Linked DNA regions of Homo sapiens: region 1 is linked to region 2. A link is an interaction called in ENCODE POLR2A ChIA-PET data of the cell type or tissue named here. Cell type or tissue: B cell. All regions are shown on one strand. Each heading gives the region's core, and the rest is flanking DNA. Links, peaks and the distances in the headings are about the cores only.

Region 1 (8,274 bases), core at 275-8,274, 58 kb before region 2:
CGAAACCATCCTGGCTAACACGGTGAAACCCCAAGTCTACTAAAAATACAAAAAATTCGCCGGGCGTGGTGGCAGGCAACTGTAGTCCCATCTACTCGGGAGGCTGAGGCAGGAGAATGGCGTGAACCTGGGAGGCAGAGCTTGCAGTGAGCCGAGATTGTGTCACTGCACTCCAGCCTGTGAGACAGAGCGAGACTCCGTTTCAAAAAAAGAAAGACCCCACCTCTACAAAAAAATTTTAAAAATTAGCCAGGTGTGGTGGTGCACACCTATAGTCCCAGCTACTTGAGAGGCTAAAGTGGCATGATCACCTGAGCCTAGGGAGGTGGAGGCTGCATTGAGCCATGATGGCGCCACTGCACTCTAGCCTGGGCAACAGAGTGAGACCTCATCTCAAAAGAAGAGATAGATTAATACTTAGAGAACTGCCAGCCAAGAGTTCTTAACCTGTCAATCCAAAAGCCCTTAAAGAATCTATAGATTGGCTTCAGGGGATTAACTAAAATTGTGTGTAAAATTGGTTTTTTCTGTATCTTCCTTGGAAAAATTTTTATATTTTTTATTGAATTCTCAAAGGAGCGAAAGACCCAAAAGAGTGTAGAACTATCAAGATTTGGCCAGGAATAGTGGCACATGCCTGTAATCCCAGCACTTTGGGGAGCCAAGGCAGAAGGATCACTAGAACTCAAGCGTTCAAGACGAGCCTCAGCAACATAGTGAGACCCTGTCTCAGTTTAAAAAAAAAAAAAGGTGACTAAGTAAATAAAGCTTTCTTAGGACATAAAGAAATTTTTTAAATTGATAAATTTGACTTTATTGAAATTTAAAACTTCTGCTCTTTAAAAAAAGACCATTAAGAAGCCACAGAATGACAATCTGGGCAAAATAGCAAGGCCTTGTCTCTATAAAAAAAAAAAAATTTTTTTTAATTAGCTGGGTATGGTGGCACACACCTGTAGTTCCAGCTACTCAGAAGGCTGAAGTGGAAGAATCACCTGAACCAGGGAGGTCAAAGCTGCAATGAGATGTGGTCATGCTACTGCACTCCAGCCTAGGCAACAGAGTAAGACCCCGTATCAAAAAAGAAAACAAAAAGCCACCATAGAATGGAAGAAAATATGTGCAATACATTTATCTTGCAAAAGACTTGTATCCAGAATATACAAACAATTATTGGGCCAGAAATGTTGGCTCACGCCTGTAATCCCAGCACTTTGGGAGGCTGAGGCAGGTGGATCACCTGAGATCAGGAGTTGGAGACCAGCATGGCCAACATGGCGAAACCCCATCTCTACTAAAAATACAAAAATCAGCTGGGCATGGTGGTGTGCACCTATAATCCCAGCTACTGGGGAGGCTGAGGCATGAGAATCATTTGAACCCCAGAGACAGGGGTTGAGCCAAGACTGTGCCACTGCACTCCAGCCTGGGCAACAGAGCAAGACTCCATCTCAAAAAAAAAAAAAAAAATTCTTGGCCGGGTGCAGTGGCTCATGCTGTAATCCCAGCACTTTATGAGGCCAACACGGCTCACCACAATCTCAACCTCCTAGACTCAAGCAATTCTTCCATCTCAACCTCCCAAGTAGCTAGGACCACAGGCATGTGCCACCACACCCAGCTAATTTACTTTTTATTTTTTGTAGAGACAAGGTCTCACTACATTGCCCAGACTGGTCTCGAACTCCTGGGCTCAAGTGATCCTCCCACCCAGGTCTCCCAAAGTGCTGGGATTACAGATGTGAGCCTCCATGCCCAGGCACAAATATTTTCTTACCTTTTAAAAATATATCTAATCATCATGGCACGAATATACCTATATAAAAAACCTGTACGTTCTGCACATGTACCCCAGAACTTAAAGACTTAAAGTCTAATAATTATAAAGTATCTCTACTGATAATTTGTAAGGCACAACCACAACATATGTATATTTACTTTTTTAACTATATGAATACTAATGTATGTATTTTGTGTACTGGAAAACATACAAAAATCTGCCAGGCGCGGTGGCTCACGCCTGTAATCCCACCACATTGGGAGGCTGAGGCAGGAGGATCACCTGAGGTCAGGAGTTTGAGACCAGCCTGGTCAACATGGTGAAACCCCGTCTCTACTAAAAATACAAAAATTAGCTGGGAATGGTGGCAGGCACTTGTAGTCCCAGCTACTTGGGAGGCTGAGGCAGGAGAACTGCTTGCACTCAGGAAGCAGAGGTTGCAGTGAGCCAAGATCACACCACTGCAGTCCAGCCTGGGTAACAAGAGTGAAACTCTATCTCAAAAAAAAAAAAAAAGAAGAAAGTATACAAAAATCAAAGTGTGAAAAGGATGAAATAGTAAAAAACACTTGGGTAATGCAGCATAAACATGCTTATTAAACACATAAACACTGGGAGGCTGGCTATGTCACTTTACATCTCTAGGTGGATTCCAAAAATTACACTCCAGCCTGAACAACACACTGAGACCCTATCTCAAAAGAAAAAATAAAAAAAGACAAACCAATATTTAAAAGAAGCAAGCGATATTAACAAACTTCACAAAAGCAGATATACTAAAGGCCAATAAGGAAAAACAAACAGATATTCAATATCATTATTCATCAAGAAATTACAAATTAAATTTACAATGGCCTAACACTGTATATCCATTAGAATGGCTAAAATTGAAAATAGTGACAATACAAATGTGGGCAGGAATGCAGAATATAATGAACCTCTCATATACTGCTAATGGGAATGTAAAATGGCATAACCACTTTGGAAAACTGGCAGTTTCTTTAAAAAAAAAAAAAAAAAAAAAGTATAACTGTCATGTAAGCCAGTCATTCTGTTGCAGGAATCTGGAGACTGGAGAGACCAATGCGTGGAACAGGAGGATTTTCTTTAGGTGGCCACCAGCCCAGCAGATTAACATCCAAAGGCTGAGCCCTCAACAAAGACAGGGCTTGACTTTTATACACACTTCTGAAAGGGAGTTGGCTAGTTTGAATGGTGCGGTGGGAATGTGACAGTGCGAAACTCATGGGGCAGGCAAGCAGGCTTACAGAAGCAGAACAAAGGCAGTTAATTAAATTGCGACAGGTCTCGCAACGCAGGCATAGCTTGTGATCATGCAGCTGCACAGTAGGGAAAACAGGAACTTACAAAACTTGTGAAACACAGGTATTTGTAGAAATAGTTATGAGAAAGGAATTTGTTTTCTTTTCTTATCCTCACTCTGGGGCGGGGTGTGGGGGGCAGTGTGCTGGGAGAGTATCTGGAGCTCATTCCTTTGGGCTCTGGCTTTTCAGATAGTGTTATCAAGGCTCTGCCAGGGCCCTGCCTATTGCTGGCCTTGGAGTGAGTCAGCCAAGTACAGGAAAACTTGTTTTTCTCTTTTTAACTTTGCTTCAATTCCACTACTATTAATTACTCAGTAGAAATGAAAACATTACCACCCAAAAACTTGTATATGTATGTTCATAGCAGCTCTTTCCATAATGTCAAACACCAAAGACAACCCAGATTCCATCAACAGATGAAATGACAACTTGTGGGCTGGGCATGGTGGCTCACACTTGTAATCCCAGCACTTTGGGAGGTCGAGATAGGCAGATTGCTTGAGGACAAGGATTTGAGACCAGCCTGGCCAACACAGTGAAACCCCGTCTTTACTAAAAATGCAAAAATTAGCTGGGTGTGGTGACATGCACCTGTAATTCCAGTTACTCAGGAGGCTGGGGTAGGAGAATTGAATTGCTTGAACTCAGGAGCCGAGACCATACCACTGCACTCCAGACTGGGTGACAGAGAAAGACTCTGTCTCCAAAAAAAAAAAAAAAAAAAAAAAAGGCCAGGCACGGTGGCTCACACCTGTAATCCTAGCACTTTGGGAGTCCAAGGCGGGTGGATCACGAGGTGAAAAGATCGAGACCATCCTGGCTAACACAGTGAAACCCCATCTCTACTACAAACACAAAAAATTAGCCAGGCATGGTGGCAGGAGCCCGTAGTCCCAGCTACTTGGGAGGTTGAGGCAGGACAATCGCTTGAACCTGGGAGGCAGAGGTTGCGGTGAGCCGAGATCATGCCATTGCACTCCAGCCTGGGCAACAAGAGTGAAACTCCATCTCAAAAAAAAAAAAAAAAAAAAAGGAATATAAAGTGGTACATCCACTTTGGAAAACAGTTTGGGAGTTTCTTAAAAAATAAGCATGTATCTACTACATTACCCAGCCATTTCATTCCTAGGTATTTACTCAAGAGAAATAAAGACGTGAATGTTCATCATAGCAGCCTTAGTCATAAGGGACAAAAACTGGAAATAACCCACATATCCATCAACATGTGAATAAACAAATTGAGACCTATCTCTACAATGAAAAATTGCTCAACAATAAAACGGAACAAACTACTGATGCATCCAACGACACAGATGAATCTCAAAGACATTATGGTGAGCAAAAGAAGCAATGTCTAAAAGACTACAAACTATGATTCTACCTGTATGAAACTAGAAAAAAACTAATCAACAGTTAAAGGAAAACAGACCAGCATTTGCCTGGAGCCAGGTCAGAAGAGGAAGAGAAATTACTGGTAAGGGGCAGGAGGGTAACTTTTGAGGTAATGTTCTCTATCTTGATTGTGGAGGTGATTACACAGTTATATACCTTGATGAAAACTCAAAATAGTCACTGAGTGGTGTTAAGTCAATAAACAAACTAAAAAAGGACTTGTGGTTACCATCATGACCATGTAAGGAGGTTGACAAATCTCTTCTCAAGAAAACTATAAAGCTAACCCAAAACAGTCAAGACAACCATTTCAGCACTTGGAAACTGACCAAAAGCATAAAACAAACTAAGAAATGTTCACTCATGAAAACGACTGAACTTTGGGTAAGAATACCATGAGTCTCTGTGATTCACACCTAGGATCAACTCCCCTATTCAGTACCCTACTCCTCAGTTCAAATCACAGGTTGAACTATGAGTCCAGTAGTTTAACCAGGGAAGGACAGAATATGAGTACCAACCACTGCACTGCAACAGCTGAAGGGAACAGATGAGATGTGGAGTATCGTTACTCCAATCTTAGTGGCCAATTGCCTGCCATTGGGTCTTACCTGAGACAAGCAACAAATGAGAAGATGAGTCAGAGATTTATCAGGAAGCTCCATGAAATAAGACAGCCATAGGAGGATTCATAAACTCTCAAAATATCCCAGAATGGTCAGAGGCTGTTGAAATGCACAGCAGAGACCACAATAGGCCCAAGCTTCCTACATAACCCTGCTCAGCGGGATCTATGTGCACGCGTGCGCACACACACACACACACAAATTTGAGAGCCCTGAGAAAAGAGTTGGGGCAGACTTGAAAGCTAGTACACACCTTCCAGCCCTGTACAGAACCAAGATGTTATCTTTAACTCTCTTTCCCTCATTTTTCATATCCAATTCATCCTTATGTGCAACTGATTTCACCTCCTATACCTCTCTTTAAGCTCTCCATTTCTTTTCATTTTCACCACTATCACCATCCAAGCTACCAACAACTCTCGTGTAGACAATTTTAACAGACTCATAACTGGGTTCCTTACTTTTACCACCGTTCCCCTCCAATCTCTACACACCAAAGCTGTTTTCTTTTCAACTGCAAATCTTAAAGTACTCCACTACTTAAAACATTTCAGGCCGGGCACGGTGGCTCACACCTGTAATCCCGCACTCTGGGAGGCCGAGGCAGGCGGATCACAAGGTCAGGAGATCGAGACCATCCTGGCTCACACAGTGAAACCCCGTTTCTACTAAAATTACAAAAAAATTAGCCGGGCGTGGTGGCGGGCCCCTGTAGTCCCAGCTACTGAGGAGGCTGAGGCAGGAGAATGCCGTGAACCCAGGAGACGGAGCTTGCAGTGAGCAGAGATTGCACCACTGCACTCCAGTCTGGGCAACAGAGCGAGACTCTGTCTCAAAAAAAAAAAAAAAAAAAAACCCATTTCAATGGTTTCCCACTATTTTTATAGTTAGGACATTTTTGCTCTTAACATAGTCTACAAAGTATGTCCCGTATTATCTGCCCTCCTGCCAGATTGCTCTTTCTAAGCTCTCTCACAGTTCTTAAGCCCCAGCCATACTCCTTTAATGTCATGAGGCCTCTATACTTGCTTCTTATGAATGGAAGATTCCCCAACATTCCCCTTCACCTAGTTAATTCCTTCTCATCCTTCAGAAGAATAACTTTCTCAGAGAAATCTTTCTTGGCTCCCCAGATTGGTCAAATACCTCTACTATACATTTTCAAAGTACCATGCACCTGTCAAAATCAGTTAACACAGTTTTAATTACACACTCATTTGCGTGATTTTTCATCGAGAAAGAAATGTCTGTCTTTCTCAATGGACTATAGCCTTAAGGAAGGCAAGGAAGAAACAGTCCCAGCACCTACCAAATGCTGTGGCAAATGATAGGGGATCAATAAATACTTATTTGCAGTGGTTCACCCCTGTAATCCCAGCACTTTCGGCAGATCATCTGAGGTCAGGAGTTCGAGACCACCCTGGCCAACGTGGTGAAACCCCATCTCTACTAAAAATACAAAAATTAGCTGGGCATGGTGGCACATGTCTGTAATCTCAGGTACTCGAGTGGCTCAGGCACAAGAATCACTTGAACCCAGGAGGCAAAGGTTGCACTAAGCTGAGATTGCGCCACCACTGCACTCCAGCCTGGACGACAGAGCAAGACTCTGTCTCAAAAAAAAAAAAAAAAAAAGTCTGGGTACAGTGGCTCACGCCTGTAATCCTACCACTTTGGGAGGCCAAGGCGGGCGGATCACCTAAGGTCAGGAGTTCGAGACCAGCCTGACAGACATGGAGAAACCCTGTCTCTACTAAAAATACAAAATTAGCCAGGCGTGGTGGTGCATGCCTGTAATCCCAGCTACTCAGGAGGCTGAGGCAGGAGAATCGCTTGAACCCGGGCGGTGGAGGTTGCGGTGAGCCAAGATCATGCCATTGCACTCTGGCCTGGGCAATAAGAGCAAAACTCCGTCTCAAAAAAAACAAAAACAAAACAAAACAAAAAATTATACAAACCTTGGAATAATTTAGTGTAGTGAATGTATACGTATTTTTCTCCTTTATTCAAAATTCCTACAAGTCTGCGCTCATTTTATAATTTAAAAATAATGCTCAGGCTGGGTGCAGTGTCTCACGCCTGTAATTCCAGCACTCTGGGTGGCCAAGGCAGGAGGACTGTTTGAGCTAGGGGGTTTGAGACCAGCCTGGGCAACACAGCAAGACCCCGTCCCTACAAAAAAAAATTAAAAATCAGTCAGGCATGGTGTTGCATACCTGTAGTCCCAGCTACTCAGGAGACTGAGGTGGGAGATAACTTGTGCCCGTGAGATCAAGGCTGCAGTCACTCCAGACTGAGTGACAGAGCAAGATCCTGTCTCAGAAAAAATAATAATAATAATCCTCAAAAAAATCTTGCAGTATTTTTAAGTTTTCTAACATACATTTTAGTTTTTAGCATATAAGTCTTATACATTTTATTAAATTTAATTTTTGTGGGTACATAGGTGCATATATTTATGGGATACATGAGATGCTTTGTTACAGGTACACAATATGTAATAGTCAGATCATACAAAATAAGGTATCCATCCCCTCAAGCATTTATCCTTGTGTTACAAACAATACAATTATACTATTTTAAAATGTACAATTACATTATTATTGACTATAAGTCATCCTATTGTGCTATCAAATACTGGGTCTTATTGATTCTATTTTTTTTTTTGGTACCCACTAACCATCCCCACCTCCCCACCATCCCCCACTACCCTTCCCAACCTCTAGTAACCATCCTTCTACTATCTCCATTAGCTCAACTGTTTTGATTTTTAGATCCCACAAATAAGTGAGAACATGCAATGTTTGTCTTTCTGTGCCTGGCTTATTTCACTTAACATAATGACCTCCAGTTTCACCCATGTTGTTACAAATGACAGGATCTCATTCATTTTTATGGCTGAATAGTACTCCATTATGTATAAGTACCATATTTTCTTTATCCATTCATCTGTTGATGGACACAGATTGATTCCATATCTTGGCTATTGTAAATAGTGCTACAACAAACCTGGGAGTGCAGATATCTCTTCAATATACTGATTTCCTTTCTTTTGGATACATACCCAGCAGTGGGACTGCTGGATCATACGATAGCTCTACTTTTAGTTGTTTTGTTTTCTTTTTTGGGATGGAGTCTCGCTCTGTCACCC
Region 2 (8,309 bases), core at 310-8,309:
TGTGAGCAAAACGCATAACTAAATGTTAATGGTCCTCTTTTCTCTCTACTCAGCCTATAATATGCAATGTAGCCTAAAAGGCATCCCTAGTATGGTTACCTTTTCTGAATGACCTTGTATGAGCTCCAGGAACTCAAGCCTCAATTTCTGTATCTGTGCATTTGTTCCCAGCTCTGCAACTGTATTACTTTAAGGATGAGAATAAAACTCCCAAACTTCGTGTCCCACTTGCTGTGAAGTTCTGGGAAGTACTGAGGTATCCCTGCAAGAGTGCAAGTGTGCATCTCTAGTCTATTGTAACTTGGCAGCCTGACAGGAGAAGCTCAGGGCCTCCTAAGAATATGAGAACCACCAGGATTTGTGGGCTTAAAGTAGTTAAAGCCGCTGAATGAAATAGCCAGTCTTTGGGCTCCCTCAAATCTTCCCAGGTTTCCCAATTAGAGAATGCATTCACCTGTGTGACTCACACAGGCAGTGCCACATCTGCAGTAGGATTAACTGGTGTCACAGCCCTTTCTATTCAGCATACTCAAAAGCCTGACACCTTCTGGGTTTTTTCATTGTTTCTGTTTGAACTCTCTCACTGCAGCTCTGTCAAAACGCCTTACAAATCCTTTCCTTGTGGCCTCCACCTTAGCCTTGCACCAGAATAGAGAGATGATAGACCCAGACAAGTTCTGCAGCCTCTGCCATGCAACTTTCAACGACCCTGTCATGGCTCAACAACATTATGTGGGCAAGAAACACAGAAAACAGGAGACCAAGCTCAAACTAATGGCACGCTATGGGCGGCTGGCGGACCCTGCTGTCACTGACTTTCCAGGTGAGGGGGCCTAGCTCACACCCAGAGCTGGACCAGGGTTTGGCCACTGGGGCTACCCGGACCAGCTGACGTTGTGCTTTTCCTCCTTAGGTCTTGTAAGTAGGGTTTGCGAACTCAGATGGCTACAGAAGCCAGATGAGAAATTAAAATGAGAGCCAGGAAGGGGATATGGTCAGCTGAAGAGTGAATGCCATTCCTACTCAGCTGTTACCATATCTTTCAGGTTTTCTTTTCTTTTTTTTTTTTTTTTTTTTTTGAGACAGAGTCTTGCTCTGTCACCCAGGCTGGAGTGCAGTGGCGCGATCTCGGCTTACTGCAAGCTCCACCTCCCAGGTTCATGCCATCCTTCTGCCTCAGCCTCCTGAGTAGCTGGGACTACAGGTGCCTGACACCATGCCCAGCTAATTTTTTTGTATTTTTAGTAGAGACGGGGTTTCACCATGTTAGCCAGGATGGTCTCGATCTCCTGACCTTGTGATCCGCCCACCTCGGCCTCCCAAAGTGCTAGAATTACAGGCGTGAGCCACCGCGCCCAGCCCTCTTTCAGGTTTTCAAAAGACTCTGGAAAGCCAGATTTATATAGAAATCCCTCTGTTTTTGTTTTTGCGTTTGTGTTTTTTGAGATGGAGTCTCCCTCTGTCACCCAGGCTGGAGTGCAGCGGCGCAATCTCAGCTCACTGCAGCCTCCACCTCCTGGGTTCAAGCGATTTTCCTGCCTCAGCCTCCCGAGTAGCTGGGGCTACAGGCACACACCACCACGCCCGGCTAATTTTTGTATTTTTAGTAGAGACAAGGTTTCACCATGTTGGGCAGGATGGTCTCGATTTCCTGACCTCGTGATCCGTCCGCCTCGGCCTCCCAAAGTGCTGAGATTACAGGCGTGAGCCACTGCACCCGGCCCCTCTGATTTTTAAATGTGTAACTAAATTAAAAAATTTTTAAGCCCAGCCAGGCATAGTGGCTTATGCTGTAATCCAAACACTTTGGGATGCCAAGGTAGGAGGATCACTTGAGCCTAAGAGTTCAAGACCAGCCTGGCCAACATGGTGAGATCCCATCTCTACTAAAAATTTTAAATATTAGCTGGGCATGTGGCGCATGTCTGTAGTCCCAGCACCTTGGGAAGGCTGAGGTGGGAGGATAACTTGAGCCCAGGAGGTCAAGGCTAAAGTGAGATATGATTGTGCCACTGTATTCCAACCTGAGTGAGAGCGAGAACATGTATCAAAAAAACAATTTTTTTTTTTTTTTGAGACAGTCTCACTCTGTCTCCCAGGCTGGAGTACAATGACACCATCTCACCTCACTGCAACGTCTGCCTCCTGTGTTCAAGCGATTCTTATGCCTCAGCCTCCTGAGTAGCTGGGATTACAGTTATGTGCCACCCCACATGGCTAATTTCCGGCTAATTTTTTTTGTATTTTTAGTAGAGACAAGAGTTTCACCGTGTTGGCCAGGTTGGTCTCGAACTCCTGACCTCAAGTGATCCACCCGCCATGACCTCCCAAAGTGGTGGGATTAGAGGCATTAGCCACCAAGCCCAGCCAAAAAAAAAAAAAACTATTTTTAAACCCTGTGTAAGTCAGACCTGTCTGCAAGCCAGATTTGGGCCAAGGACCCTTAGCGGATTAGATCAGAATCTCATGTTCTGATAGTTCTTACTTTGTACCTCCACAAAGGTGAACCCCTGAGAGAGAAAAGGTTGCTTCCTATCAGCAGAATTTAGACCCCTACATTAAAGTTTTGCCTCCCCCATTCTTTGGTTGTGGTTATGTTAAGGAGATACTGGTACTAAGAAAAACTACTAAAACTACACGTACACATGGTCCCCAACTTCCTATGGTTCAGCTTTATGATTTTTTTCAACTTTACGATGGTGTGAAAGCAATAGATGTTGAGTAGAAACTGTACTTCTCTTGCACTGCTAGGCAGCAATTGGTAATAAGTTTATCTAGATGTAACCCCATTGTAAGTCAAGGAACATCTGTAGAGTGAGAGAAAGCATGGAAATCTTCTGCTGACTTGCAGGATCCATTCACCACTCATTGGTAAAGGATGAATTCCTTGTTTTTACCTTTTTTTTTTTTAAGAGGGTCTCTTGCTGGATGCAGTGGCTCACGCCTATAATCCCAACACTTTGGGAGGCCAAGGCAGGTGGATCATAAGGTCAAGAGGGCGAGACCATCCTGGCCAATATGGTGAAACCCAGTCTCTACTGAAAATAGAAAAATTAGCTGGACGTGGTGACACACGCCTATAGTCCCAGCTACTTAGGAGGCTGAGGCAGGAGAATTGCTTGAACCCGGGAGGTGGAGGTTGCAGTGATCCAAGATCGCGCCACTGCACTCCAGCCTGGCAAAAGAGCAGCAAGACTTCATCTCAAAAAAAAAAAAAAAAAAAAACAGGGTCTCTGTATGTTGCCTAAGCTGGTCATGAGCTCTTGGGTTCAAGTCATCCTTCTACCTTGGCCGCCCAAAGGGCTGTGATTACAGGCATGAGCCGTTACACCCAGCCTGCTGTTATCAAGTATGCATTTAAGTCTTGCCCAAAGTATTTGTGTATTTTGGTACTTTTAATGCTGTTTTAAAATGAACATTCCTTAAAGTTGACTGGACCATTTCTAATACAATAAGGATAATTTTAAAAGACCTGGAAGAAATTCAGTTTTCATGAATATTATACTGTTAAGAGAGGGAAAAAAATATCGACCTTGATGAGTTTTTCTTACATGTGTTCTTGTTTGCTATGAATTCATTGGGAGAAAATATTTGCTGCCTTTTTACTGTGCATTCCAACTGTATTCTTAAAACATTTCAAAATGTATGTATATTTTAACATTTTGTGACATACTAACATGTTTTTAGAATATACTAGTCCATGCCTAATCCATAGGGGATACGTTTCAAAACCCCCCATGGATATCTGAAATGGTGGATAATACCAAACCCTCTATATACGGTGTTTTTCTCTCTGAGAACCAACATGGCTAAGGCACTAATGAGCAGATAGCGTATACAGTGTGGTGAACAAAGGGATGATTGACATCCTAAACAGGGTAGAATGGGATAGCTTGAGATTTCATCATGCTACTCAGAATAGCCAGCACTTTAAAAAACTTATGAATTGTTTACTTCTGGAATTTTTTTTTTTTTTTTTGAGATAGGGTCTTCTCTGTCACACAGGCTGGAGTGCAGTGCACAATTATGGCTCACTGCAGTCGTGACCTCCCAGACTCAAGCATTCCTCCCACCTCAGCCTCCCAAATTGTTTAACCACAGGTGTGTGCCACCACACCTGGCTACTTTTTTATTTTTTGTAGAGCTAGAGTCTCGCCACGTTGCCCAGGCTGGTCTTGAATTCCTGGGCTCAAGCGATCCACCCACCTTGGCCTCCCAAAGTGCTGGGATTACAGACATGAGCCACCATGCCCAATCTGGCTATTTTTTATTTATTTATTTATTTTTTTATTTTGTTTTTTTGAGATGGACTTTCGCTCTTGTTGCCCAGGCTGGAGTGCAGCAGTGCCATCTCAGCTCACTGGAACCTCCGCCTTCCAGTTTCAAGCAATTCTCCTGCCTCAGCCTCCCGTGTAGCTGGGATTACAGGTGCCCACCACCATGCCCGGCTAATTTTTTTTTATTTTTAGTAGAGACAGGGTTTCACCATGTTGGCCAGGCTGGTCTTGAACTCCTGACCTTGTGATCCACACAGCTCAGCCTCCCAAAGTGCTGGGATTACAGGCGTGAGCCCCCGTGCCTGGCCGGCATTTTTTATTTCATATTTTTGGACTGCAGTTGACCACAGATAACTGAAACCATAGAAAGCAAATCTGCAGATGTTGAGTGGGGAGTGGTGGCGGGACTACTGTAATGATTGCATAGTATAATCTATTAATCCAGAACAGAAGGACCTCAAGTGAACTTAACTAATTCAATTTACTTAGATTTCTGGGTAAAAACTGATTCTATAAATTAAGAAATAGTAGGTTCTTTATGGTAAAGATACCTTTCTGAAAAGTAAAAAATTGTATTGAAATTTTACTAATATGTAGATTTTGCTACATATTACTATTATATATTACATTTACAAATACGTAGGTTTTTTTTTTTTTTTTTGAGACAGAGTCTCATTCTGTCACTCAGGCTGGAGTGCAATGGTGCAATCTCGGCTCACCGCGACCTCTGCCTCCTGGGTTCAAGCAATTCTCCTGCCTCAGCCTCCTGAGTAGCTGGGATTATAGACACCCACCACCAAACTCGGCTAATTTTTGTGTTTTTAGTAGAGACGGAGTTTCATCATGTTGGCCAGGCTGGTCTCAAACTACTGACCTCAGGTGATCCACCTACCTCGGCCTCCCAAAGTGCTGGGATTACAGGTGCGAACCCACCACACTCGGCCCTAATATGTAGATTTTTCTGAGACTTCATATAGCTATCTCTGAAATTTTGGGCACTAAAAGAACTTGAGAAAGTTACTTCATAAATGTGTGGAAACTGGAAATTGACTCTATATCTTTGGTAATAAAGGGGTAATGTCAGTATTTTCAACATCCTGGTGTCCAGTCTAGAAAGACCTAGTAGGAGAAAAATATTAGGCTTTTCCAAAGGATCTGTTTCTGATTTCTTAACATAAATTTGGCCTTGTTGAGTCCTTTTTAATTTGAACCGGCAAAGTATCTCCCCCTGCCTCAGAAATAACTTATTGATTAAAATCGAAAACTAGGGCCAGGCACAGTGGCTCACGCCTGTAATCCCAGCACTTTAGGAGGCCAAGATAGGTGGATCACTTGAGGTCGGGAGTTCGAGACCAGCCTGGCCAAGATGGCAAAACCCCATCTCTACTAAAAATACAAAAATTGGCCGGGTGCAGTGGCTCACACCTCTAATCCCAGCACTTTGGGAGGCCGAGGCAGGCAGATCACCTGAGGTCAGGAGCTGGAGACCAGTCTGACCAACAAGGAGAAACCCCGTCTCTATTAAAAATACAAAAACTAGCCAGGCATGGTGGCATGCACCCGTAATCCCAGCTACTCTGAAGGCTGAGGCACAAGAATCACTTGAACCCAGGAGGAGGAGGTTGCAGTGAGCCAAGATCGTGTCACTGCACTCCAGCCTGGGCAAAAAAGCCAGACTCCGTCTCAAAAAAAAAAAAAAAAAAAGTTAGCCGGGCATGGTGGCATGCGCTTGTAGTCCCAGCTACTCAGGAGGCTGAGTCAGGAGAATCTCTTGAACCTGGTTGCAGTGAGCTGAGATCACACCACTGCACTGGGCGACAGAGCAAGGCTCCATCTCAAAAAAATAAAAATCTAAAAAGAATCTAAAAAGCCAGGAAACTACAGGTGCTGGAGAGGTTGTACAGAAATAGGAACACTTTTACACTGTTGGTGGGACTGTAAACTAGTTCAACCATTGTGGAAGACAGTGTGGCGATTCCTCAAGGATCTAGAACTAGAAATACCATTTGACCCAGCCATCCCATTACTGGGTATATACCCAAAGGATTATAAATCATACAGCTATAAAGACACATGTATGTTTATTGCGGCACTATTCACAATAGCAAAGACTTGGAACCAACCCAAATGTCCATCAATGATAGACTGGATTAAGAAATTGTGGCACATATACACCATGGAATACTATGCAGCCATAAAAAAGGATGGGTTCATGTCCTTTGTAGGGACGTGGATGAAGCTAGAAACCATCATTCTGAGCAAACTATCACAAGGACAGAAAACCAAACACTGCATATTCTCACTCACAGGTGGGAATTGAACAATGAGAACACTTGGACACAGGGTGGGGAACATCACACACCCAGGCCTGTCATGGGGTTGGGGGAGGGGGGAGGGATAGCATTAGGAGATATACCTAATGTAAATGACTAGTTAATGGATGCAGCACACCAACTTGGTATATGTATACGTGTGTAACAAACCTGCACGTTGTGCACATGTACCCTAGAACTTAAAGTATAATAAAATAAATTAAAAATAAAAAACAAGAAATTATTACTGAATGGAATATTCATTTTATGCTAGTTATTTCAAGTTTTTAAATACATAGAGGAACGTATTATAGAAAGACCTCTGTGGCTGGGTTTGATGGCTCACGCCTGTAATCTCAGCACTTTGGGAGGCCGAGGCGGGTGGATCATCTGAGGTCAGGAGTTTGAGACCGGCCTGGCCAAACTGGTGAAACCCCATCTCCACTAAAAATACAAAAAATTAGCCGGGTGTGGTGGTGGGCGCCTGTAATCCCAGCAGGAGAATCACTTGAACCCGGGAGGCGGCGGTTGCAGTGAACTGAGATCGCACTATTGCACTACACCGTGGGTGACAAAAGTGAAACTCTGTCTCAAAAAAAAAAGACCTGTGTCTCTTTTTCTTTTAAGTTTTTTCTCTTTTTTTGGTCCTTATGTAGAACAAATAAAGACTCTAAAACTAAGTTGTATATTATCAATTAGAGATGCAGGTGGCAATCAAGCCAAATAACATGACTTTAAAATCCAGTGTTCTCAGCCGGGCGTGGTGGCTCACACCTGTAATCCCAGCACTTTGGGAGGCCGAGGTGGGTGGATCATTTGAGGTCAGGAGTTCAACACCAGCCTGGTCAACATGCAAAACCCTGTCTCTACTAAAAATACAAAAAAATTAGCTGGGCATGGTGGTGTGCACCTGTAATCCCAACTACTCAGGATGCTGAGGCAGGAGAATCGCTTGAGCCTGGGAGGCGGAGATTGTGGTGAGCCAAGATTGTGCCACTGCACTCCAGTCTGGGCGACGGGGTGAGACCCTGTCTCAAAAAAAAAAAAAAGAAAAATCAGGTGTTCTACACCTTCACTCTGAGGTCATAGATTTTCTTATTTATTTATTTATTTATTTATTTATTTATTTATTTATTGAGACAGAGTTTCGCTCTTAATGCCCAGGCTGGAGTGCAATGGCGCAATCTCGGCTTACTGCAACCTCCACCTCCTGGGTTCAAGCAATTCTCCTGCCTCAGCCTCCCGAGTAGCTGGGATTATAGGCATGCACCACCACGGCCAGCTAATTTTGTATTTTTAGTAGAGACGGGGTTTCACCATGTTGGCCATGCTGGTCTCAGACTCCTGACCTCAGGTGATGTGGCCGCCTCAGCCTCCCAGAGTGCTGGGATTACAGGCATGAGCCACCATGCCCAGCCTGAGGTCATAGATTTTCAAGAGGACTTGGATTTGAAGAATATCGATACTTTTTTTATTTCAAAAAAAAAAATAGCTGGGCGCGGTGGCTCACGCCTGTAATTCCAGCACTTTGGGAGGCTGAGGCAGGCGGATCACCTGAGGTCAGGATTTCAAGACCAGCCTCAACATGGAGAAACCCCGTGTCTACTAAAAATACAAAATTAGCCGGGCGTAGTGGTGCATGCCTGTAATCTCAGCTACTCAGGAGGCTGAGGCAGGAGAATTGCTTGAACCTGGGAGGCGGAGGTTGCAGTGAGCCGAG

What was found. Peaks named below come from ENCODE experiments on the same cell type or tissue, not always from the same donor. Only the 100,000 strongest peaks of a DNase experiment are listed, where the experiment ranks them.
Region 1: POLR2A ChIA-PET joins it to region 2 with 12 read pairs; 8 of 35 experiments call an interaction of 5 or more read pairs at or near these places.

What each region holds. Positions count from the first base shown.
Region 1 is chr5:176,991,728-177,000,001 of GRCh38, forward strand. The region is part of intron 1 of UIMC1 (ubiquitin interaction motif containing 1); the gene reads right to left. Among named protein-coding and RNA genes, the nearest start is that of UIMC1, 11 kb to the right of the region's middle. In B cell, for the core only: no CTCF peak of the experiment used is centred there; DNase peaks (open chromatin) are centred at 3,074 and 4,490; H3K4me3 peaks cover 1,365 bases; H3K27ac peaks cover 6,288 bases.
Region 2 is chr5:177,050,114-177,058,422 of GRCh38, forward strand. It overlaps ZNF346 (zinc finger protein 346), which reads left to right. Exons shown (of 7, transcript NM_012279.4): 5 at 638-823. Among named protein-coding and RNA genes, the nearest start is that of ZNF346, 32 kb to the left of the region's middle. In B cell, for the core only: no CTCF peak of the experiment used is centred there; no DNase peak of the experiment used is centred there.